5 separate regions of the Mus musculus genome follow, and regions 1, 2, 3 and 4 are each linked to region 5. Evidence: chromatin loops called from intact Hi-C (ENCODE). Cell type or tissue: gastrocnemius. All regions are shown on one strand.

Evidence for each region. Peaks named below come from ENCODE experiments on the same cell type or tissue, not always from the same donor. Only the 100,000 strongest peaks of a DNase experiment are listed, where the experiment ranks them.
Region 1: a loop joins it to region 5, with 2.2 times the contacts of the local background. A loop is called at or near these places in 4 of 42 quality-filtered maps.
Region 2: a loop joins it to region 5, with 5 times the contacts of the local background. A loop is called at or near these places in 13 of 42 quality-filtered maps.
Region 3: it touches region 5 in a loop (16-fold over the local background); 14 of 42 quality-filtered maps call a loop at or near these places.
Region 4: a loop joins it to region 5, with 22 times the contacts of the local background. A loop is called at or near these places in 18 of 42 quality-filtered maps.

Annotation. Positions count from the first base shown.
Region 1 is chr1:176,426,209-176,431,208 of GRCm38, forward strand. It overlaps Gm36536 (predicted gene, 36536), which reads right to left. Exons shown (of 4, transcript NR_151528.1): 4 at 3,903-4,584. Among named protein-coding and RNA genes, the nearest start is that of Gm36536, 99 kb to the right of the region's middle. In gastrocnemius, a CTCF peak has its summit at 2,444 (motif pointing left); DNase peaks (open chromatin) are centred at 1,037, 1,888, 2,415 and 4,247; H3K27ac peaks cover 2,337 bases.
Region 2 is chr1:175,933,773-175,938,772 of GRCm38, forward strand. No RefSeq gene overlaps it. Among named protein-coding and RNA genes, the nearest start is that of Becn2, 16 kb to the left of the region's middle. In gastrocnemius, a CTCF peak has its summit at 2,854 (motif pointing right); a DNase peak (open chromatin) is centred at 2,843.
Region 3 is chr1:176,859,837-176,864,836 of GRCm38, forward strand. All of the region lies in intron 9 of Sdccag8 (serologically defined colon cancer antigen 8), which reads left to right. Among named protein-coding and RNA genes, the nearest start is that of Sdccag8, 48 kb to the left of the region's middle. In gastrocnemius, a CTCF peak has its summit at 2,502 (motif pointing left); a DNase peak (open chromatin) is centred at 2,511.
Region 4 is chr1:176,697,667-176,702,666 of GRCm38, forward strand. Gm26104 (a small nuclear RNA gene) reads left to right here and starts at 2,951; the gene lies at 2,951-3,060. In gastrocnemius, CTCF peaks have their summits at 1,174 and 2,320 (motif pointing left); DNase peaks (open chromatin) are centred at 1,299 and 2,322.
Region 5 is chr1:176,220,563-176,225,562 of GRCm38, forward strand. The region is part of intron 1 of Pld5 (phospholipase D family, member 5); the gene reads right to left. Among named protein-coding and RNA genes, the nearest start is that of Gm46173, 16 kb to the left of the region's middle. In gastrocnemius, a CTCF peak has its summit at 2,836 (motif pointing right); DNase peaks (open chromatin) are centred at 2,833 and 3,433; H3K4me3 peaks cover 791 bases; H3K27ac peaks cover 673 bases.

The DNA.
Region 1 (5,000 bases), 210 kb after region 5:
CTTTAGTATCAAGCCCTTTAAATTCTAGAAAATGCCAGAAATGTCATTTAAACGCTGATCTAGCATCATTCTGTGAAGTGTCTTTTTTTTCCTTACTTTCACCAAATCCAGACATATCTGGTAACCCCAAACTTTCTCCTAGATTACCTCAGTACCCCAGACTTGCCTGGCACAGAACACAAATGGCTGTAGTGTTGATGCCCCAGACTGGATATTTAAGATCCCAACAAGTACTAGAGTCACAAGACTAAAGAGATCATATCTTACTTGTGCCCTAAACATAACACACACTTATGACACCATTCTCCTCCTCCTGTGGTCTATCTGCAGAGGCCAAGGGATGAGGGAGGGGTTTAAGTTTGCTGGGAGTCTAGTGTCTGTCTCCTTTCATGTGCAAAGCCTCATTGTACTGTTTTATTCCCTTTCTTGACTCTCCTATAGCCTTGGATCAGAGGTTAGGTCTCTAACTAAGCTGACCTCCCTGAGGCTGTCCCCTGGCTACCCCCTTCCCATCATTGGTCACATCCTTTCGTGACTGTCCAGTTTTTCTGTTGTGCACGGAGCCCTGGAGGCCCCTGAGCATAAAGCAGGTCATGAATCAGTTCTCTATGTCCTTGAGAAGGATGGCAGAATGTGTTCATAGATATCAGTCCGTTAGAAGCTTCCTTCTCTACTGGTGGCTAAAAGGTCTTTTCAAATACAGACTAGGATGTCCTCAAATCTTGGTGACAGGGGGAAATGAGAGCCAAAATCTCTTTGGGAGTCACAGCAGCAGGTCCATTTATTCAACTGGGCTCAGTTGAGATCTTCCCCCAGGTCTGAAGAGCAAGGTCTTTTGGTTTGTTTTTGTTTTTGTTTTTGTTTTGTCTCTGGAGTTACCAAAAGTCCAATTCTCTCCTTGCCCTTCTTTGTGTCCCAGCAGATGCCCACAGATCAGACTTGTGCAGGCTTGTGCCAACAGCTGCTGAGTGCTCTTGCTTAAGCCTCTGCCAGAAAGGTCCTGGCATCAAGAATTTTGGGTCATAGAGCAGGGCTGGTCCAGGGATCCTTGGTCCCTCAGAGGCTGCCACTCTGGACATTTTCCACCACACAGCAAAATGTCAAGCTCAGGAGGTCGACAGCCAGGAGAGATTCCAGTTGAATCTTGGGGGGACCGCATTGCTTATTAATTTATACTTGGTAGGCCACAGCAATAATGCACTCTCAGCAATGATCCACCTGTCATGAATAGCACAAGCCAAGCAAATACTGACGCTGTTCTGTAGACAGGGATGCCTGATATTACATAGACACATTCTTGGTGTAAGAAACTAAGATCAAGGTTAACTGATTCAAGGATGACAAGTAGAAGCTCATCTACCTGACTACCTACTAAGTGCTACAAACATGTTTTCACCCCTGCTAGAAAGCGGTCTCTGCTCTATTTCAAATAAATAAATAAAAGAACAAAGTAAAATATATTTATGGCCAAAGAGTAGGCACCAAATAAGAACAGTCAAAGGAAGATGTTACTGAATGGATGGAGACTTTAAAATAGAAAAGTTTCCTTTACCTCAAATCCATGCATAATTTAGAATTCTTTACATCTTGGCTCAAATCAATGCATTAATAAATGAGCTATCACTTTTGCAAAGAAGGGGGAAAAAATGGTGCTTACTTCTTTTGAGCCTAATTGGCAAGATGTGTTGGCTCTCATACAGAAGCTGCTGTTACCTCAACTGACCTTAAGTAGTTGTCTGCTGAGTAAATGCAATCTGACCCATCCTAGCCTTTTTTCTAAAGCGGTGCAGGATATTATGCTTACCCCATGCTGGCAGCCAGGAGGTGTGACGGAGGAAAGTGGAGAAGGCAAACCCAGGGACTGTCCAAGATTGTGGTTTCCAGCGGAGGCAGGGACCAGCTGAAGAGACTCTCTTCCTCCCCACCAGTGTCTGGCAGTGTTCACTAAAAGATTTGCAAATGTGGACGTGGCTTCTGGCTTCAGCTCACTCTCAGATCTTTCCTTCTGGACCCCTGGCCATAGCAGAATCAGAGTTCAGGTCTGCATTCGCCACTCAATCTGCTGCTCGAAAGGGGAAGTCAAAACACAGAAACCCATATTTTTGCATAACTCAACTGAATTACTAGATTAAGATTAGGGATCAGGAAAGGGAAAATGTATAAATGTATATAATAAATGTATATAATGTGCCAATTAATATAGTCTATAGTGTAACGCTAGCAACTAATTGCCAAATTCCTTGTTGGGTATCCACTGACTCAGCCCTCCAAAGAGGTCAGTTTGTCTGACACAGAGGGTTGGGGCCAACCTGATTCTTCTACACAGACACTCCATAGCACCTATCCACAAACCTGTCCAGCTATCCCAGGACTATACATAATGATGCTTTTCATTCAGAACCAAGTCCCCTGACAACACTTCATTTCTCACCCCCTGCTGGTGAGCCAGGTGTCTGCCAGGAGTGCGCATGGAGGACATCAGAGGTGTGTTGCCTTTTTTTTTTAAATCCTCCAGGGAGGCAATTATCTATTAGCAGACATCATCTTAGTCATTTTTTTTGAAATGTTGACTTTCTCTGCTCTATAAAATAGAAACAATGATAATTAAACTTTATTTCCTAGCATTTTTCCCTGTGCTACAATTTTATCTTTTCTGAGCTATATGATCACTGAGAGTGAGTGACAGAGAAAAGAAAACTGAAGCAATGCAAAGGAGAAAACATTTCAGTTGTTTCAAAATGACATGGAGCAGTTGAAGTGATGAGATGAACAAAGCCCATTTTTAGGCAAAAAAAAAAAAAAAAAAAAAAATCCCAAAACAAAAAACATTGCTAGGACAATACACACACATTCTCATGTCCATGTCTATATATATATCACACACAAACACACACACATATATTGCACACATCACAGCATACACAAATAAAATGTATGCATAACACACATACATCACATAAACAACATACATAAATTATACACAGTTATCAAGCACGTCGTATATATGTATCACACACATAATACAGACATCATATATGCAAACATAGCCATTAACTTCCTACAGGAATGGCATCGTGAGCATCTTCATACTGCAACTGTTCACCAATCACAGTGATGTCCCAGGGACTCAGCAAGGCATAATTGTGATGAGGCTGAGGCTGAGGGGGACTTTACTCAGTGATGGACATTCTCAGCTGGACTCTGATCAGAAACTAGAAACGGTGTTAGGACATCTGTGAATAGCTTAAGAGCCAAATGAACTTGTTCATTTTCTCTTCAGGGAATGCAACAATAATGGGCTGAAGCTTCTTGTGTCATGGATAGCTAAGCAGAAGGATGAGCAGGAAGGGGTGGGGCCAGCAAGAAGCCTGCTTGGATGGGATGGTTGCTGCCAAGACCAATGACCTTGAGACCCACATATTGAAAGAGGGGAATGACTCTACTAAGTTGTCCTCTGGCCTCCACACATTCTGTGTGGCACACGCATGCCCCCACACATACATATGCACAAATAAATAAACATTAAAACTTGTATTTAAAAAAGGAAGAAGTTTAGAGTAAAAGTCACACACACACACACACACACACACACACACACACACACACACACACGAGATAAAAACCGAAGAGGCACAATCAAGAACGAAGCTTGAGATTGCTGCTCCTCTCAGTTCCGTCCCTGACCCAGTTTGTTTCTGCTTGCCAAAGTCCTGCTATTTCCCCATCACTCAGGTATGTCTCCTCTTCCCTTTCCCACCTCCCTTCCACCCAGCCCGCCCTCCTGCCAGCGTCACAGGAACTCCCGAGGCGCGCCTTGCTCCTGACCACTCAGCACTTCCGGAACAGTATTAGGTACTGTCTATAAGTGTTTTATTAATGTGTGTACACACACAAGCATATATGAGTCTTTCTTATATATTTATGCCATCCACAGATATTAACAGATCTATTAGTGCAGTGTTGAAGTCATAATGGGAAGCAACCGTCGATATTTGTTCTCAGTAGGAGAGCAGGAAAAGGAAAGAAGTCATTTCAGTGTGGTATGATAATTAAACTGAAGAGGTGTGACCAAGTTCCTCAAAAGACCTTATTAGCAAAGATGTAACAACTTTTCTTGGGAAAGGTGAGATCTGTGCTAACACGTGCATCATCTGGAGAAAAGGAGACTCCACGCTGATGCACAGGTGGCCACGCCTCCCGTCGACTCCGGATTGAGCACCTTGCTGCCCCCGCCATGTCTTCCTGAACTCGCCATCAGCAAGCCATCCAGACCCTCCATATAAATGATAGATTGCTGCCAAGGAGTCCAGGTGACTGGTGCTCTAATGTCTTGTCGTCAGCTGTACGTGACAGTTTGGCCATAAACTTGTCTCTGTGTAGTCAGCATGATTTTAGGTAACGTAATTTTCAATCTGTCCACATTGAGCAAGATGAAAACTCTGCCTGTGTCCTCACTTATTTTTGTCCTGGTGGCCTGAAAGTAATGATTCTGATGCATAAAATTGAGACGCGATCAATAGTCTCTTGAATATTTTCCAACAAAAAAAAAGCTTTTAAGAATCATTTCCTCTTTAGCAGCTCGTGCTGAAAAGACAAGAGAGATAACAGATATCTTTAAGTTTTATAACTGAACTCCAATATAGAGTCATCTACTTTTTAAAATATATAGTCAAATTTTCTAAAACTTGACCCTTTGATAAAAAATCTGGTATAAATGCATAGTGAATTAAATACATTAATCAACCATCCATTTTTTATTCACTTCACTCAATAAAGTATGTATGGTCCATAGTAAAACTCAAAGTCAGCAAATGCCTATATTTCCGGTAATTCCCCCATAGAGCCATCATGTGTCTATGAAATGTTTGCATGTCCCCAAAGCATATGATTAACCTGAAAATTCCCTGTCTCAAATTTTAACCTACTCTGAGACCAGATTCATCAGCACATATATGACATAAAGTGAGGTGATTCTTCCTCCAAGAATGGGCTCTTTTTTT
Region 2 (5,000 bases), 290 kb before region 5:
ACTCCTGAAAGTGTCTTCTGACATCTAGAGGCACACTATGTCATCCCTCTCCCAAATGTATAAATGAACAAATAAATAAACTACCTAATGTAATATACATTTAAAACAAAAAGCCCTCCTTTGGAACAGTAAAATAAAGGATGGAGAAAGGAAGACAAATCTTGTTTTGTAAAATCTTAACTACGACTCCCCATACCCAGAGCCCAGTGCAGACCCCTGTCAGGGCCCTCAGTTGAGTCTCTGTCCCCACAGTCCACCATCCCTAGTGTTCTTTCCAGCTCACACCCAACACACCCACTTGTTTCCTTCTGCAGGCTTTGGGTTTAATTCCCACACCTTGAGTGTTCTTGCTCTATCTGTTTCTTTCCAGTCTGCTGCCTTAACTGTGGTCGAGGGAAGGTTTTCGCTCCTAATGCAGTTCCTGTAGCGACGCTGTTGCCAGGTACACATTTATATTTAACTTTGAGTGTGCTTATGGGTTCGGCAATCACAATTGGCTTTGACTTATTCTCAGCCAACAATTAGTGGGGCTTATGAGAGTGAATGCGGGTGCGTGTGACTTGCTGTCTCCTGTCTTTGGGGAGGTAGGTGGGGACCATTTCTTCTCCGTTTGTGTCACGCTTGTGTGGCTGCTGGCCTGTTTGTTCCCCATGTTTCAGAGGTTTTGCTCAGGCAGAGAGCACAGCTGGGAGTGCTCCCAGCCAGGGGAAGAGTATTACGGAGTAATTAGCACCACTGAAGAGGGTACACTGAACAATCTGCCTAGGACTGCCAGCTCGACTTTAAGTTTCTTTTTAAAATCTTGGCCTTTCCTTACATACTTTTAAATTTATTATTTATTTTTTATTTATGCGTGGGACTGTTTGCTTGCATGCATGTTTGTGCAGCACGCCTATGCTTCTGTGCCTGAGAAGTCAGACAGGGCATAAGATTTTCTGGAACTAGAGTTTATAGTCCGTCATCAGCTGCCACGGGGGTCCAGGGAACTGATCCCGGGGCCTCTGCAAGAGCAGTCAGTGCTCTTAACTATTGAGCCATCTCTCCAGCCCCTGCTTTATGTATTTTTTTGTCATGTAAAAATATTAGGATAATGCATTTGTGAGTAATAGACATTTGAAAACAAGCTCTAGGTTCAGTGAAAGACTCTGTTTAAAAATACATGTGGAGCGGCTGGAGCGATGGCTTAGCAACTAAAAGCCCCGGCTTCTTTCCTGAGGGTCTGGGTTCAATTCCCAGAACCCACATGGTCTGCAGTTCTAGGGGACCCAGTACCCTCACACAGATCTACATACAGGCAAAACACCAATGTACACTGAAAAACAAACAAACAAATTTTGCCAGGTGGCCCATGCCTTTAGGGAGACAGAGGCAGGCGGATGTCTGAGTTTGAGGCCAATCTGGTCTACAGAGCAAGTTCCAGGACAGATAGAGAAACCCTGTCCCAAAGCAAACACGTAGAAGCTAAGCATGTGGTACACACCTTTAATCTCAGAACTCAGAAGGAAGAGGCAGCTGGATCTCTCTGAATCCAGTGTCAGCCTGGCCTATAGAGCGACTTTCAGGCTTGTAGTGAGTGAGACTTTGTCGAGTCAACCAGTAAATCAATAAGGTGGAGAGTGAAAAAGGTGATACAGGTAGTTGACCTTTGGTTTTCAAACACACACACACACACACACACACACACACACACAAGGGCACTTGCATGTGCATATGCATATACCCACACTCGAGAATTCTTTATCATTACCTACAACCAACCTGGCAAAGATAAAGCCATTCTGGGCAAACAGACACACTTAGTAAATTGACTGACCCCTCTTCCTGCACGGCCTCTGTGCCTCCGCTCCTGGGTGTGAGCTGATATATTTGGTGTTTCCTTGTATACTGCCCTCCAATAAAGGACATTTCCTGTGAACACAGTGCTTGATTCACCTCTCCTTTTCGAATGTTACCAGTTGATAGCTTCTACCAGGTTCTGTTTCTTGTTTTACAACTTGAACATCTCCGAGAACGGGAGACATCTTCCAGACACTCAATTTAGAGTCCTGACTTGCTTTTTAGTCATAACAAAGTACACATTTATTTTGTTTTCACTTGTTTGGGTTTTTGTTGGTTTTGGCTTTTTTAAAGACAGGGGTTCTCTGTGTAGCCCTGGCTGTCCTGGAATTCACTCTGTAGCCTAAGCTGGCCTTGAACTCACAGAGATCCACCTGCTTCTGCCTCCCCAGTGCTAGGATTAAAGGCATATACCACCACTGCCCAACTTCTCCCTTTATTTTTATGTTGGTTCTGGGGATTAAATTCAGTTTGCCTGGTTTTCTCAACAAATTTGGAAACGCGATTTTCCCGTCTCAACTTTCCAAGTGCGGGGATTATAGGTATGTATTCACAAATACACACTGGGGTGATTTTGACATTTTTAATTGAATACTTTTTTACTAATAGGACATACATACTGAACTACTATCCTGTACTTACTGAGTGTTCCTGTCTGTCACCCACACTCAGGTCTCCATAGTCACTAGCTTGTCTCTGGACCCTGAATAGCTTCCTCCAGCCCAGACCTCCATCATTCCCACCGGTGGCTAGAAGCTTGTTAAGAGGTGGCGCTAAGGGACACTCCAGTGTCTGCCCGGTGTGGAAACAGCTAAAGACGGCTCTCTCGACCTTCTATCAGGACTGCAAGCTCCAAAGGCAACACAGGCAGCACATTTCACCCTTGAATCCCACTCAGCAGTCAGTGTGGCCCTTTACATGCAGTACTTGCTTCATGCTTTCTGTCGCCGCCGGGGAACACTGTTTCTACAACGTGAATCAAGAGTTCCCTCTTGGAACTACCAACTCTCACCACTAGATGTCAGACCAAACTCGATGCTTAACACTAAGTTCCTGAGCTGTTCGGATTTCACTGGGGTTGGGTTACTCTGGCCATACTTGGGAAAGCACTGGCCAGGTTCTTCTTTCCTATTAACGACTACTTTAATTACTCATCTGTAAAGGGGAGAGGATTGGTGGGCGAAGGTTCCAATCACATCATGTGATGTCTTCCCTACCTGTTGGTTTCCTTCCTCCCTTCTTTCCTTCCTTTCTTCTGTTCTTCCCTCCCTCCCTCCCTTCCTTCCTCCCTCCCTCCCTTCCTTCCTCCCTCTCTCCCTCCCTTCCTCCCATCCCCCTTTTCTTTCTTTCTTTCTTTCTTTCTTTCTTTCTTTCTTTCTTTCTCTCTCTCTCTCTCTCTCTCTCTCTCTCTCTCTCTCTCTCTCCCTCCCCCCCCCTCTCCCATTCTAAGCCATTTTCAAGTTTCTGATTCTCCTGCCTCAGCTTCCCCAGAGCTGGAGATTTCAGGTGTGTGCCATCATGCCCTGCTCTATGCTTCACTATTCATTTGCATTTTTAAGTATGTGAAAAATAGGGGGTGAGAAATAGGTTAGTCTGGAATGGATTCAGCAATTCAGTAATACCATTCTCAGAATTAAGCCTCATTTTCTAACACACACACACACACACACACACACGCGCGCGCGCGCGCATACACACACACACACACACACACACACACACACACACACACACATATATACATACATAGATACACACACACATATATATGCAAATATGTAATAAATGTTTTATACTGTTATCATTCACATTGTTAATTTACATTTTATACTTATGTGTGTGTGTGTGTGTGTGTGTGTGTGTGTGTGTGTGCATGTGTGGAGCAACCTCTGCCTTTAGTTAATGTTCTATTGCTGTGAAGAGACACCATGACCCAGGAAGCTTATAGAAGAAAGCATTTAACTTACAGTTTGCTTATAGTTTCATGATCGTCATGGTGGGAGCCATGGCATCAGGCAGGCAGGCATGATACTGCAGCAGTAGCTGAGAGCTTGTATCTGATCCGCAAGCACAATGTAGAGAGAGTGCAATACTGCGTCTGGTGTGGGCTTTTGAGGTCTCAAAGTACACCCCCCAGTAACATACCTCCTCCAACACGGCCACACCTTCTAGTCCTCCCCAAACAGTTCCATCAACTGGGATCCAAACTCAAATATATGACCTTTGGGGACTATTCTTATCCAACCTACTACATCCTTGGATGCAAGGAGAGGATGCATGGAGCTGATGTTGAACCAAACTCAGGTCTACTGTCAAAGCAATAAATGCTCTCATCTCTGAGCCACTTCTCCAGATGCTATATTCCACATTTTGGCGGCTGGGGGGGGGGGGTGCAGGGGTGTTGTTTGTTTGTTTGAGAATATCACTAGGTTGTTCAGGATGGTCTTGAACTCCGAGTTTGAGTGCTTTTCCCACCTCATTCTGCCAAGCACCTATTGGTGGACTACCACATCCTCCTCCCCCTGCTTTCAGGAGGATGGACATGCTGCAGGTGGCTCATGCGCCCCTGGACACTTGCTTGCTCACCCAATGCTGCCGACACACACCTCCTCTAGCTGTCCCAACATCACCTGCCACCTCTGGACTCTTCGGTCCATCTCCTTAGGCATGTGGCTGTTGAAGTTTCTTTAGATGTTACTCTAAGAACTTGTGCATGTGGGAAGACCCCATGCGGTTTCTAATGTCTGCTTGCTGCTATGGCAAAGCTGAAGACAACACACACACTCAAGCCTTCCATTTTACCTAGAAAGACTTTGTCACTGTAGGAGTTAGAAAGGGCCATTACAGTAATGGCCTTGGGCCTTAGGCCTACATTATAGACATTTTCACTTTGACCGAGTCTCCCCTAATGACTTCACTATTTCTTACTCAAAGCCCACACAGTTTATTCTTCTATAATGACCTGGAGTTTTCCTGTATATGTGGTATGCATCAGTAATAATAAACACATGTGTGCGTACACATGTGAATGTGTGTGTGCATGTCTGTTATATGTGTGAACTTGTGGGAGACAGTTAATTCTCTTCTTCTATCATGTGGGGCATGGAGATGAAGCAGCCGCTCTCCAATGGGGCACTGCCTGGGCCAGTGGTCTATGGCTTCAG
Region 3 (5,000 bases), 640 kb after region 5:
TTTTGTGACCAATTATGTGGTCAATTTTGGAGAAAGTACCATGAGGTGCTGAGAAGAAGGTATATCCTTTTGTTTTAGGATAAAATGTTCTGTAGATATCTGTCAGATCCATTTGTTTCATAACTTCTGTTAGTTTCACTGTGTCCCTGTTTAGTTTCTGTTTCCATGATCTGTCCATTGGTGAAAGTGGTGTGTTGAAGTCTCCTACTATTATTGTGTGAGGTGCAATGTGTGCTTTGAGCTTTACTAAAGTTTCTTTAATGAATGTGGCTGCCCTTGTATTTGGAGCATAGATATTCAGAATTGATAGTTCCTCTTGGAGGATTTTACCTTTGATGAATAGGAAGTGCCCCTCCTTGTCTTTTTTGATGACTTTGGGTTGGAAGTCAATTTTATTAGATATTAGAATGGCTACTCCAGCTTGTTTCTTCATACCATTTGCTTGGAAAATTGTTTTCCAGCCTTTCATTCTGAGGTAGTGTCTGTCTTTTTATCTGAGATGAGTTTCCTGTAAGCAGCAAAATGTTGGGTCTTGTTTATGTAGCCAGTTTGTTAGTCTATGTCTTTTTATTGGGGAGTTGAGGCCATTGATATTAAGGAAAAGTAATTGTTGCTTCCTGTTATTTTTGTTGTTAAAGTTGGCATTCTGTTCTTGTGGCTGTCTTCTTTTAGGTTTGTTGAGGGATTTTTCTAGGGCGTGGTTCCCGTCCTTGTATTGTTTGTTGTTTTTTTTTTTTCTTTGTTATTATCCTTTGAAGGGCTGGATTCGTGGAAAGATAATGCGTGAATTTGGTTTTGTCATGGAATACTTTGTTTTTTCCATCTATGGTAATTGAGAGTTTGGCTGGGTATAGTAGCCTGGGCTGGAATTTGTGTTCTCTTAGTGTCTGTATAACATCTGTCCAGGCTCTTTTGGCTTTCATAGTCTCTGGTGAAAAATCTGGTGTAATTCTGATAGGCTTGCCTTTATATGTTACTTGACCTTTTTCCCTTACTGCTTTTAGTATTCTATCTTTATTTAGTGCATTTGTTGTTTTGATTATTATGTGTCAGGAGGAATTTCTTTTCTGGTCTAGTCTATTTGGAGTTCTGTATGCTTCTTGTATGTTCATGGGCATCTCTTTCTTTAGATTTGGGAAGTTTTCTTCTATGATTTTGTCGAAGATATTTGCTGGTCCTTTGAGTTGAAAATCTTCATTCTCATCCACTCCTATTATCCGTAGGTTTGGTCTTCTCATTGTGTCCTGGATTTCCTGGATGTTTTGAGTTAGGATCTTTTTGCATTTTCCATTTTCTTTGATTGTTGTGCCGATGTTCTCTATGGAATCTTCTGCACCTGAGATACTCTCTTCTATCTCTTGTATTCTGTTGCTGATGCTCACATGTATGGTTCCAGATTTCTTTCCTAGGGTTTCTGTCTCCAGCGTTGCCTCACTTTGGGTTTTCTTTATTGTGTCTACTTCCCTTTTTAGGTCTAGTATGGTTTTGTTCATTTCCATCACCTGTTTGGTTGTGTTTTCCTGTTTTTCTTTAAGGACTTGTAACTCTTTAGCAGTGTTCTCCTGTATTTCTTTAAGTGAGTTATTAAAGTCCTTCTTGATGTCCTCTACCATCGGGTCTAGCTTTTCGGATGTGTTGGGGTGCCCTGGACTGGGAGAAGTGGGAGTGCTGGGTTCTGATGATGTTGAGTGGTCTTGGTTTCTGTTAGTAAGATTCTTATGTTTACCTTTCGCTATCTGGTAATCCCTGGAGTTAGTTGTTATAGTTGTCTCTGTTTAGAGATTGTTCCTCTGTTGATTCTGTTACCCTCTATCATCAGACCTGGGAGACTAGTTCTCTCCTCTGAGTTTCAGTGGTCAGAGCAGTCTCTGCAGGCAAGCTCACCTCTTACAGGGAAGGTGCACAGTTATCTGGCGTTTGGACCTCCTCCTGGTCAAAGATGAAGGGCCAAAACAGAACCTTTCCCAGAAGCTGTGTTGCTTTGGCCTGTCCCAGAAGCTGTTAATTTCAGTAGTCCACATTCTCACCTGTGCAGACTACTTTCTGTGGAGTTCCGGAACCAAGATCGCTTCCGCAGATCCTGAGGCAAAAACCTCCAGGGCCAGGAGGGCCCCTGTCCTCTCGCCTGGAAGGTGGCCGGATGTCTGGAGCCCGAAAACGGCGCTGCCTCAGAAGCTCTGTGGCTCTCGCCTGTCACAGAGGCTGTTAGCTTCTGTGGTCCACACTCTTGTCTGTGCAGACAACTTTCTGCGGAGTCCCGGGAGAGAAGAATTTTTAAAAAAGGAAAAAGAATGTATGAGGTGGACATTGTGTGCTATGTACCTGGCATTCACACTGTATTGAAATGTGATAACATGGTGTTGGAGTCTGTGAGTTTTCACCTAATGTTCTGATAAAACATACGAATTTTGCTTTGGGAGAGTATTAAAAGATAGGGACTGTGGATATTTTCAGTTCAGAAGCACTTTTTAATCCGAAGTAGTTGCTTGGTGTTTGTTGCCACCCAGTGGTCATTGTTTGTATTGCATTCAGAGTAGAAGGCATTGCTTTATGGCACTGTTGTTTACCCTTCTAGTGGCTGTGAAAGTTCCTGACCTGTTTATAAGAAACAAATACCAGAGCTCCCTGGGACTAAACCACCAACAAAGAGTACACATGGTGGGACTCGTGGCTCCAGCTGCACATGTAGCAGAGGAGAGGCCCTTGGTCCTGTGAAGGCTCTATGCCCCAGTATAGGGGAATGCCAGGACCAGGAATTGGAGTGGGTGGGTTGGTGAGCAGGGGGAGAGGGGAGGGTATAGGGCATTTTCGGAGGGGAAACCAGGGAAGGGGATAACATTTGAAATATAAAGAAAATATCTAATTAAAAAAGAAAGAAATGAAAAAAAAAAAAAACAACAAATATCAGGCCTGGGCAGTTCATAATGTTGTTTTCAGGTAATGGTGTGGAAGTACTGTCCAGCAATGGTTGTGTTCCACTTTCTAGATCTGTGGTTTGGGCAAATTATTTCCTGATTGAAAGCTGTACCTTTTCCTACCTGGGTGAGGAGAACACTGAAATCGCCCTGGTGAACGTGGTGACAGGACTCTGTGCCACTTAGGAAGCTTTTAGTGCATAAGGTCACTCAGTGAAGGGCTTCACTTGAAAAATGTAACAACTACAACTGAAGATGATTTTTAAGGAGAAAAAAAATATAATCTGGGAATCAATGAGGGTAGAATGTGTTGATAAAATTCAAGAATCAGGTAGCAAAGGTTCCAGGCTGCCTGCCTGCCTGCCTCAGGATCAAAGAGGCTGAGTGATGTGTGCAGGCATGGGCTTAGGAAGTCAGTAGGCACAAGAGAGGTGAAAGAACACTCTGAGGAAAATTTTCTTTACAAATGGCAACATAGAAGGTTCAGTAAATGTTAAAAAAAAAAAAAACATTTTTATTCTGTGTCTTAGATTTTAAGAGGAGCAAAAAAGCAGAAATAAGAAATTTGGGGTGGACAAAAGACCAGAAAAGCATTGAGCACCAGACTTCACTTGGGCATGGCCGTCATGCCGCTTGCAGCACAGTGTCTAGTGCAAAACAGAACCAAGCTGTCAGTGCACCTTACTCCCTCACCCAGCCGGGCTGCAGTCCTCGCAGGCATGTTTGTGGTGATGCTGGGATTAGCAAGCCTGGTGCTGCTTCAGAATGTGGCATATGTGGTTATGTAGTATATACAACCGTCAGTGATAAAAGCAACTGTGTCATTGGCCTTCATGTGTGTTGTATTGTTTACCATTATTTTAGACTGTATCCCTTGCGTGTGTGTGATCACACCAGCAGTAGCCTCATTCACCTCATATTCAGAGGGTCTCCTGATTGCTTCAGAAGCAGTAACATGACCTACAATATGCAGGCTTATGTAAGTGTCAACTGATATAGTATGCTTTTCTCAGAACATGGCCATTAACTGATGCAAATAGTCTCAGTGTAGGCTTATGGATAAGTTTCCGGTAAGCAAGTATTTATACATTAAAAGCAATACTGTGTTTTATTCATAAGTAAAAATCTTAAATGTATTGATAATCACTTTTATTTAATGGGCTTTGCTTCAAAAAAATAAATTCATATTTATAAGCTTTAAATTTTATGCTCACTAAACGTAAACAATAAATCATTGTGGTATATTAATTTATTATTCATGAGTCTTTTGCTGGAATTTCTAGGAAACTATAACAGTTGGGAGGAAGATTAGAAATGTCATAAAATAGGTTTCCTGGTTTAAAACTTCAGTTGGAAGATGTTAGTTTTGTTGTGGAAAATGTTTGACTTCTTTATGATAGTAATTTTTATCCTTTGGCTTAATAAAACTAGAAATAGAAATACGAAGCCCACAAAGTTATGTTTTGAAATAACTGTTGATAAACAGCATGCAGTGACTGCAAAGGAAGCCACATGAGTGGAATCCATTGGTTTGGGAAAGCAAAATTTCTCAGCTCCTCAAGGCTGGCGGCCATTTCCACCAAGTAAGGAAAAGGAGAACCCACCACAGATCCCCCGGGAAAAATGGGGTGCAGGCCCCACTTGGACATGATCATCTTAGTTGTGATGTAGCCTCTGAGGATTTTGTTTCTTCAGGGTTATACATCAGCTGTGGCTCTCAAAAATGAGTAAATTCGAGCCCTTGAACTACAAGGACCAGTACCCTGCAGACCCCTGTAGTGAGGGTTAGAGAGTCCTGAGCCTTGGTGAGGCCACCTGTTAGAGACGTTTTAGATTGGGGATGCCAGCTCCCTGATTTAGGTCCAAGGGTAAGGCGATTGCTTGTTGCTCAATCATTAAGACCTGAGGTAGGATCTGCTGGGGAGGTGGAGACAGGAGGATCTCTAGGACATAATACCAACCAGTCTATGTAACTGGTGAGCTCCAGGTCAGGTGGGAGACCATCTCTCAAAAATTAAGGTAGAGATGTGGTTGAAGTGGACTTTGGCTTCCATGTGTGTGCATATGTGACTAAATTTTTTATTT
Region 4 (5,000 bases), 480 kb after region 5:
TGTGCAGTGGTGTATACTTGCAAGCCAGGTGGTTGGGAGTTTGAGCTCACCCTATGTAAGATAGAGCACCCAAGGCCTCCTGGACTCCACACCAAACTTAGACAAAAATGTTGTACCTATAATAGCCTCTGATTACAACGTAATGCACTTAGAAATTACAACGTGGACATTTTAGAACTCCTTCCTAAATAATTATTGTGTTAAAAAGAAATCTAAACAAATTTTCAGACTGTCTAGAGAATGCAGAAAATAAAAGACTCCTGAAAAACAACTACAGCAGAATAAAGGCGGGTTATTAAGATTTTAAAAAAAAACCAACTAATAAAACATTAACTGTCATGAGGAAAGTGGCGTTAGGGTTGTAATAAATACAGAAGCAGAAACTAATGAATTAGGAAACAAATAGGGCTAATCTGTGCATAAAAACTATACCTTAGCAAAGAGGGGGATTCTGAATACACTCTCTCTCTCTCTCTCTGTCTCTGTCTGTCTCTGTCTGCCTCTGTCTGTCTGTCTGTCTGTCTCTCTTTCTCTCTCTCTCTCTCTCTCTCTCTCTCTCTCTCTCTGTGTGTGTGTGTGTGTGTGTGTGTGTGTGTGTGTATGTGTGTGTGTGTGTTGGAAGTAGAGAAGAGAAGACAGAAAGCACTCAATGAACAAACTCAGCAGGACAGACAAAGATTCAGGGAGACAATCACGATTCCAAGAAAGGTCCCACTCATATCTTTTCAAATGTTTGCCATCCCCAGTAAGAATATTTTGCCCTCTCTGGGAGCCTGAGGGAACATTCTTCTTCCTACTCCCTGTTCACCCCACACCATTCATAGGTGGACTATGCTTCTTCCATTCTCAGATTGCATAGCTCAGATAGGATCCTTATTCCCATCATATCTTTTTGAAATAGTTATCATTCCCCTTCTATGTATGAAACCACCATCCATTGAATCCCTACTTTGGGTTAAACAGAGAATAAGAGATTGGCAGACATATTTGCTAAACATGTCTTTCAGACATTCTTTTTATCTATAAAGATTTTTTTTTGTCTATAAATAATCTTTGTCTCTCTGTATATACAGAAGTTGGGGCTCATAGACTTTAGGTTTCGTTTTCAGTATTGTGAGGCTTCTGCTTCAAACTTCATTCTCTGCTCCAAAGTTGAGCTTTCCTCATGATGTTAGACTGCCTCTCCATGGACAAAGATAGAGATCACACTTTTATGAAACCTGCACACTGTTGACCAGTTGTGGAGAAGGAAGGCTAATTATAAAAACCAACAGCCACAAGTCCTCGACACCAACTTGAATCCCTCGCTGGGGCCAAGTTCAAAATCATGTATCTAGGAGCTTAAGACAAATAGGTTTACACATGCAGACTCAGGAGACCTGCCCTTGTACAGCTCAAATGCTTCAGCATGTTTGTGGTCTTTGTGCTTTCTGTGCCCACCATGATGCCGGAGGAAGTGGTTGCACTCTCCAAGGGCCAGGTGGACTTGAATACAGGTCTATTACAGAGCTAGGGAAGTAACAAGAAGCAGGTACTAGGGACAGCTCTGTGGAATAGCTCCTTGGCTAGTTTATCCTCTCTGTCTCTCTCTCTGTATGTGTGTCTGTCTGTCTGCCTCTTTTTTTCTGTTCTCTCTCCCTCCCTCCCTGCCTTTCTCCATCTTTCCTCCCTGGCCCCCCAAAGCTTCTATAGAGGTCTCCCACTGACCCATATCAACCAGGATAAAAAAGCAAGGGCACCTGAGGGAGGTATTAAATCAAGATTAGCCTCCTGCAGTGTCCTGCACAGAGGACAAAGGTAGAAAGAATTCATTAGATGGAAAAGCACTCCAAAAGGAAACCCAATGTTAACACTGCCTTGGTATCTATTCATGTGCTGTTCTTGTATACTCCACCCGCCTTAGAATAGAACCCAGGGCCTTGGGAATGTTGGGTCAGTGTTCTTCCACTGAGTAGTGTTTTCAGTCCTATGTTCTGCATCACTGTTTGTCAGGAGTCACAATTTTGTGAGTCTCTCTACAAAGCAGAACACAATTGGCTGATGGAAAGAGCCAGCTGGTCCACCAACCACTGCAAAAGCTAATGAGACTAATGTCAGGAAGAACAGACAGCTTCATGTCTCAGGTAAAACAAGAATAAAGACTATATTGAAGAAGTCCAGAAAGCAGACATGGAATACACAAGAGAATGTCTGGCAGAAGAGTTTACTTCAACATAATTAGTAAAAACCTGATGTCTAGATCTATCTATCAGTGACAAAGAATGAGGTGGAAAAATGATCTCCTGACACCAAGAGAATTCAGTCATGGGCAAGACTGCCACCTGCTGCTGGGGCTGCTGCAGTAGAAATGTCTGAATTGGGCAGAATGTTAGGCTAGAGAGCAGAGGACTCTAAAACTCTGACCCAGCATACCCATGGCAGAGCCAAACCAAGACCCATGTTGGCAATCAACCATCTTTCAGCCTATGAAGGTATGCCCCCAAAGTCTATATTTCCTAATTTATTTTCTCTGCTATGGCAACATGAGCACTAAACCACTAATTCTCCCATGCTGTTGTTTGAATTTTAAATACACCCCCCCCAAAGGCTCAAGTGTTTAAGATGCAGTACCTATTCTGTGGGTGCCTTTCAGGGGAAGTGCTCAGGGAGAGGAAGTGACATATTTGGAGGGTGGGCACTTGTAGTGGCTATTGGCATTCCAGCCCCTTCCCCACCTTGCTTCATAGGCACCATGAGATGAACATCCTCTGCCATGGTGCTGCCAGGCCCAAAGCACCAGGAATAAGTAACCATGGCTGAAAAGTTTTAGATTGTGACTTAAAAACAAGTCTTTTGGATCAGCAAGATGGCACAGAGGATTGAAGTGCTGGCCACAGAATCTGCTAGCGCACCTGAGGTGGAAGGAGAGCACCTGTAGTGAGAACTTGGGTTTCTTTTAAAACCCAGTTATGTGCTCACTTCGGCAGCAAATATACTAAAATTAGAACGATACAGAGAAGATTAGCATGGCCCCTGCGCAAGGATAACACGCAAATTCGCAATGGAGTACTACTCAGCTATTAAAAAGAATGAATTTATGAAATTCCTAGGCAAATGGATGGACCTGGAGGACATCATCCTGAGTGAGGTAACCCAATCACAAAAGAACTCACATGATATGTACTCACTGATAAGTGGATATTAGCCCAGAAACTTAAAATTCCCAAGATATAAGATACAATTTGCAAAACACATGAAACTCAAGAAGAACGAAGACCAAAGTGTGTACACTTTGACCCTTCTTAGTATTGGGAACAAAACACCCATGGAAGGAGTTACAGAGACAAAGTTTGGAGCTGAGACAAAAGGATGGACCATCTAGAGACTGCCATATCCGGGGATCCATCCCATAATCAGCTTCCAAACACTGACACCATTGCATACACTAGCAAGATTTTGCTGAAAGGACCCAGATATAGCTGTCTCTTGTGAGACTAGGCCGGGGCCTAGCAAACACAGAAGTGGATGCTCACAGTGAGCTATTGGATGGATCACAGGGCCCCCAATGGAGGAGCTAGAGAAAGTAACCAAGGAGCTAAAGGGATCTGCAACCCTATAGGTGGAACAACAATATGAACTACCCAGTACCCCCCAGAGCCCGTGTCTCTAGCTACATATGTATCAGAAGATGGCCTAGTCGGCCATCAGTGGAAAGAGAGGCCCATTGGTCATGCAAACTTTATCTGCCTCAGTTCAGGGGAATGCCAGGGCCAAGAAGTGGGAGTGGGTGGGTGGGGGAGTGGGTGGGGGAATGGGTCGGGGACTTTTGGGATAACATTGGAAATGTAAATGAAATAAATACCTAATTTTTAAAAAACCCAGTTATGTTATGTGAACATGCTTTTATTTTAATCCCACCTGTAGGACATGGGGGCTGCTTCAGATTATCTACAGCAGCTGACTATTTGCCTCATGGGTGCCCTGGCAGGGGTGTGATTCTGCCAGCTGCACAGTTTAATTCTAAGGACTCTGGAGATTTGGAGAGGATATAAATGCCAAAGCCCAGAGACAGACTTGAGGGGGAGGACTCTGAAGAAGGAGGAGGAGGAGGAGGAGGAGGAGAAAGAGAAAGAGGAGGAAGAGGCTGCTCCTGGTTGCTGCTGTGATCTGACAAGAAGTTAGAGATATCCTGTCTAGATTAGACTTGCCCCAAGAACCCAGCAACCCTGATCAGCAGTAAGTAGTCTAAAGAGACCTACACCTCCTTTCCTCTCTATCCTTCTTTCTTCCTACCCAGTGTTGGAGCCTAGCATAACTGTCCTCTGAGAGGCTTCATCCAGCAGCTGATGGAAACAGATGTAGAAACGTACAGCCAAACATTAGGCAGAGATCAGAGTCTTGTGGAAGAGTTGAGGAAAGGATTGAGGGAGCCGGAGGGATCAAGGACATCACAGAGGCAACCAATCTGGGTTGATGGGGGATCACAGAGACCAAACCACCAAACAAATAGCAGGCATGGGTTAGACATAGGCCCTCTGTGCATTTGTAACAGATGTTCAGCTTGGTCTTCATGTGGGCCTCCTAACAACTGGAGCAGAGGCTGTCTCTGACATCCACTTAATTTTGTAGTTAGAAAGGTTTTGAGAAAATTTAAAGTGCTTTGCAAAATAGAGATCAAATATCCTGATTTTCTCCATAGTTTGGATTATGACCTAGAGTGGAAGTGAACTGTTAAACTGGACTACCATGTTAGGGGTGTTGCTGTCATTCTGGATCCTTTCCATGGATCCCACACTTCAGAAATACAAGCATTGAAAGCAGACAGCAAAGCACTCCAAGGCTGAGGGCATTAAAAATAGAATAAGTCAGGAACACCAGTGCCCTTGGAAAACACACCTTTAATACACTAGAATGCAGCTATACTCTGCTCCCCAAATTCCCTCGTGAAATTATAAGCTGAAAAATGTTTGTTTCCTACAACACAAGGGCATCAGGTGCCCAAAAGCCACACATGGGGTACA
Region 5 (5,000 bases):
ATACCACATTGATATATGCCCAACTACATACTATACACCACATACTCATACAATCACTCAGTATACACATCACACACAGTAGCACATGTACACACACAATACAGGTACACGTACACACACACACCTCAAATCTGATGGGCCGAAAAGGGGGTCTGTTTACACATAAAAGCTCACTTCTGAATAAGATTTTCAGTTATATTTGTGGGCATAATTTAAGGTATTTGCTTCAGCAGCACAAATCTAATGCCAAGGAAATCAAGGAAATAGCTGTGACTTTTGTGTGGAAGTATCGATGCCTCTGAATCATATGCTTTAAAATTATGCGCTTTTAGCCGGGTGGTGGTGGTTCGTGCCTTTAATCCCAGCACTTGGGAGAAAGAGGCAAGGAGATCTCTGAGTTTGAGTCCAGCCTAGACTGCAAAGTGAGTTCCAGGACATCAAGACAGTCAAAGATACACAGAGAAGCCCTGACTCAAACAAACAAACAAACAAAAACCAAGCAAACAAAAAACAAACACCCCCCCCACACACACACCAAAAACACGTTTTGAATTAAGCAAGTCTCACTTCAATAATAATAATAATAATAATAATAATAATTTAGAAAAAACTCCTTTACCTGTTGTTCTGAATCTGTCAGAATTTTGCCTTTACTTTCAGGACACACCCAGAACCTGGTCACTTCACTGTTTCATCTTATTGTACATGACTAAGCTTTTCCTTTCCTTTCCTTTCCTTTCCTTTCCTTTCCTTTCCTTTCCTTTCCTTTCCTTTCCTTTCCTTTCCTTCCCTTCCCTTCCCTTCCCTTCCCTTCCCTTCCCTTCCCTTCCCTTCCCTTCCCTTCCCTTCCCTTCCCTTCCCTTCCCTTCCCTTTCCTTTCCTTCTCCTTGGTGATTACAATATACTCCTGGTTGCCCTTTTTCATTTTCCTTATGCTGGGTTTTCAGCACAGGAACCATTTGGTTCAGGCATTTGGTTCAACCATTTGAACCCTGGGGTGGCTTAGCATTCTTCTTAAGGGTAGAAGCTAAAGTTTTCAGGACAGTCCTAAGTCCCGCCCATGATGGTGGGATCCAGTTTCCCAGAAGGCACCTGGGTGCTCAACCTTGTCCACTTTTTTTTTCTTTGATTTGTTTTCTCCAAAGCATCCCCATTTGCCTCCTACAGATCAGAGATGCAGAAACAGCCATCCACCCCGAATGCCTTTCTTCTTGAGAAATCTCTCCGCTAATTCTTGTATCTCTTTCGAGTCTTTGCTTAAATCTCTCCTTGTCGAAGAGGCTTATCTTGACTGACCCATTTTGTACTACAAACTGCTCACGTATTACATTAATTCTGATTCTCCCTTACCTATGCCAATTTTATTTTTCCCCCCACTGTGTGCTTTTTATATAACACAATAGATTGCTAGCATCCACTCATTAGAGCAACATACTGTTCATATCTCATTAGAATAATATATTCCTTACATTCCCTTCTTAGAATGGAAACTTCGTGATTAGGAGTTGTCTCTTTGTTCTGTTTCCTAACATACCCTAGGTGACCCAAACAGTCCCTGACGTCAATACAAGATATTTTGTGGTATTTACTGAGTTGAACTTCAAATTATAAAAACCTGCCTTAAAGATATTAACCCAACTAATAGTAGTAATTAAAAAGAAATTAGGAACCACGTGAAACTATGGATGGGTTCAAAAGAGATTCATCTTCGATAAGGGAACCATGAAACGTGCATTTAGTGGAATGTAATTTATCCTCTAAAAAAAGAGAAAAGAATAGTAGCCTAGTGGGTACTGCGTGGGCCTTATCAGATGTAAGGTTCTGAGTCTGAGCAACGCATACCACACACACACACACACACACACACACACACACAAACACACACACACACCACACACACACACACACACACGTAGAAAAATCTGTCATTAAGGAATTTGTGGGTGAGCCCTGAGAAAATAGGCTAAATGAAGGACTTCAGGCACAGAGAGACAAATACCGTATGGTCCCACTTATTTATGGACTCTGAAGGAGTCAAACTCATAAAAGTAAGATTAGCAGTCATCTTAAGAAGGATGGAGATAATGGGAAGCACACGAGTAACAGAGCTAAAAGACAAAGGGTATACAGGTTCACTTAGGAGGAGTGGAGTGAGCCTTAGAGACTCACTGCACAGCTCAGCCACTACTAACTCGACTAACACAGATTGCAAACACGCAAAAAGAGTATATTTTAAATATACTGCCATAAAAGTAAGTATAAGGATATTAATAAAGAAATTGATTTATTTATCTGTTTAGAGGGGAGGGGGTCTTGCCATGCTGCCTAGGTTGAACATAAATTCCCAGGCTCAAGCCATCCTCCTGTCCCAGTTCTGAGGAAAGAGTAACAGAGATTCCAAGCATGAATCCCAGGACTCTGGTGATGGGTTTAGTCTATCCACACTTTTAATTTACTCATTTAACAGTAAAAACAGGTAACAGGTATCTTGCTGCATTCCATAAGTATGTGCAATTATCATTTTCTAACTAAAAATAATATTTTTAAATCAAATATTTTTAACTGCCGGAACATTCTTTGCCCTTCTAAGACAAACAAAACAAAACAATAACAAAAAACAAGGTCTCCCTCTTAGACTTCCCATGGAAATCTCCTTTATTGATAACATACGTCAATTGCCAGTTACCACATCCATCTCTTATCATGTAAGGATCCTGCAGAGTTGTGGGTCCAAATATAATGTCTTTTGTTGATCATAAACTCGCCCTCAGAAATGGCCAAGCTGCGACTAAGTCGGCCCACTCTGAAGTTAGCATGAGTGCCCACCAGGTGGCGTGCGTGCACGGGCGTCGCTGTCTGTCCTCGGGAATATGGGCTCCCAAGCGTCCCAGGAAACCTGTTTTGTAAACATCCCCTGTAGCTGAGTTCACAAGCTATTACAGTCTAAGTGTGACTAGGCCACTGCTACTGAAGTTCAGAATTCCCCGGAAAGCCCCTTTCCACACTTCCTGAAAGCCCCTTCTCAGGAGTACCCCCATATTTCATAGCATCATGATATGTAGGCAGCGTTAAATGTGGATTTATTTCGAAACAACAACAACAAGAAAACTGAAACCCTCCGTATCTGTCTGTACTCATTTCTTCCTCTAACATTCTACGGCAAAACACAGGTTGCATTGCCAAGAGTTATAAAATTAGAGAGGAAACGAAAATCTGTTATTTTCAAAACAAGGTCTTTTAACTTAGCCAAAGAATTTTGAGTTTCAAAACAAGGCTCGTTCCCAAATGGTAGAGTTTTTACTAATTCACTGCTTTACGCACTTGTAGACTCTAACTTCACCAAATTTTGAATACATTCATTTTCAGCTATGCCAGCAACTGCCGGATAACCCAGCACTGTGCTTAGATGAACCCATCCTAGGTTATATAACACGCTCATGACATTCTGGCCGGGACGGCAAATTCTGTTGACTTCCTCACTGCAAAAGCGACAGAGCCCTGTAGAGAAAGAAAGTCAAGTAGCATAGCGATGTGGACAATGAAGTGTAGCGTTCCCCTTTTCCCTTACTTCCTGTCCGGCTTGGCTTCCTCAATTATTTAAGTAGCTTCCTGCTGCTTTCATGCCCACACTTGGAGACCTTTAAATATAATTTTATTTTTATTTTACTAAATGAAACGTCACCATACAAACTGTTCCAGAACAGCCCTTTCTATCCCTAGCATTTTATGGTAGAATCACGTGTGCCTCTGAAGGTCACTTGGATACCATTTAAAAAACAAAACAAAACAAAAAAACCCCCAAAAACTAACATTCCTGCAACATCCACTGTCCTTGAAGGTTTGGTACCCACAATGGTGTTCAACTGGAGGTGCTGTGGTAGACCTTTCTGAGGTAGGGTCTTATAGGTGCTGTTTGGTTGAGGGGTTGTGCCCTCAGAAGGTGGTGAACCCTGATTCTTCTCTCTGTGCCTCAGCTGTAGGAACCAAGGTTACCCCACACTCACCAAGAACAAACCTATGGGGTTGCCTAATCTTGAGCTTTGATACCCCCAAAATTGAGATTAAAGCCTAGCTCGCTGTGCTTTCAAAGGGGGTGTGCACCAGGCTTTTTACTCTAGTGGCAGAAAGCCATCCGGTGGAGAATTACCAGACTAAGAATAATACAGCGAGCGCCTCCCTATTGACAGCTGTGGAGACGATGTTTATAAAGTGGCCACACCTGGAGATTAACCACCACTGTAACAAGGTTCACAACCGCTGGTAATATAATGCAAAAGGATTACAACAGCACACTCTAATGAAAGGTGTTTTAAACTCAGGGGTTGTTTATTTGTGGAATTTGCTACTTGATATTTTGTTACTGCGGTTGGTTGCAGTTCACAAAATCTACTGAGTGTGAAACCCCGGGTAAGGGGAGATCATAAACCTTCTGTTAGGCTACCACGTACCTGCCTCTGAAGGTCTAGTTCAACCTCACTCACAGGAACCCTGTAAGGCAACGCTGCTTATTCTTTTGCATGGGTAGGGAAATTGGTAAATCAATAATATCCTCAAAGGTCGCAGAGCTAGCGAGATGCAGGTAGCCGTTCTATGCTTTCAAGCAGCAGGCTACACTCATTTTGACGTGTCGGATTTACAGCTAAGGGCAGCTAGGAACATGGTCCAATGTAAAACCATATGTGTGCTTAGTATTATGAGATTAATTAATTTCATTCTATTATTTTGCAACTTGATTTTAAGGTTCTCAAGAGTGAACCTTATACGCAACAATGTCAAACGTTTGGGCATATCTGAAAATAAATTGCCTTAAAATCTTCTTAGAAATTGACATTTGGAGTTTTAAAAAGGGGCGTGTGCATGTGGTAGTTTTGGCTAACTACTCTGTGCTCCTGGCAGGTCAAGCTCCCAGCCACCCACTGGATTCTCCAATAAAAGACACACACACACACACACACACACACACACACACACACACACACACACCAGTTAATTTTAAAATG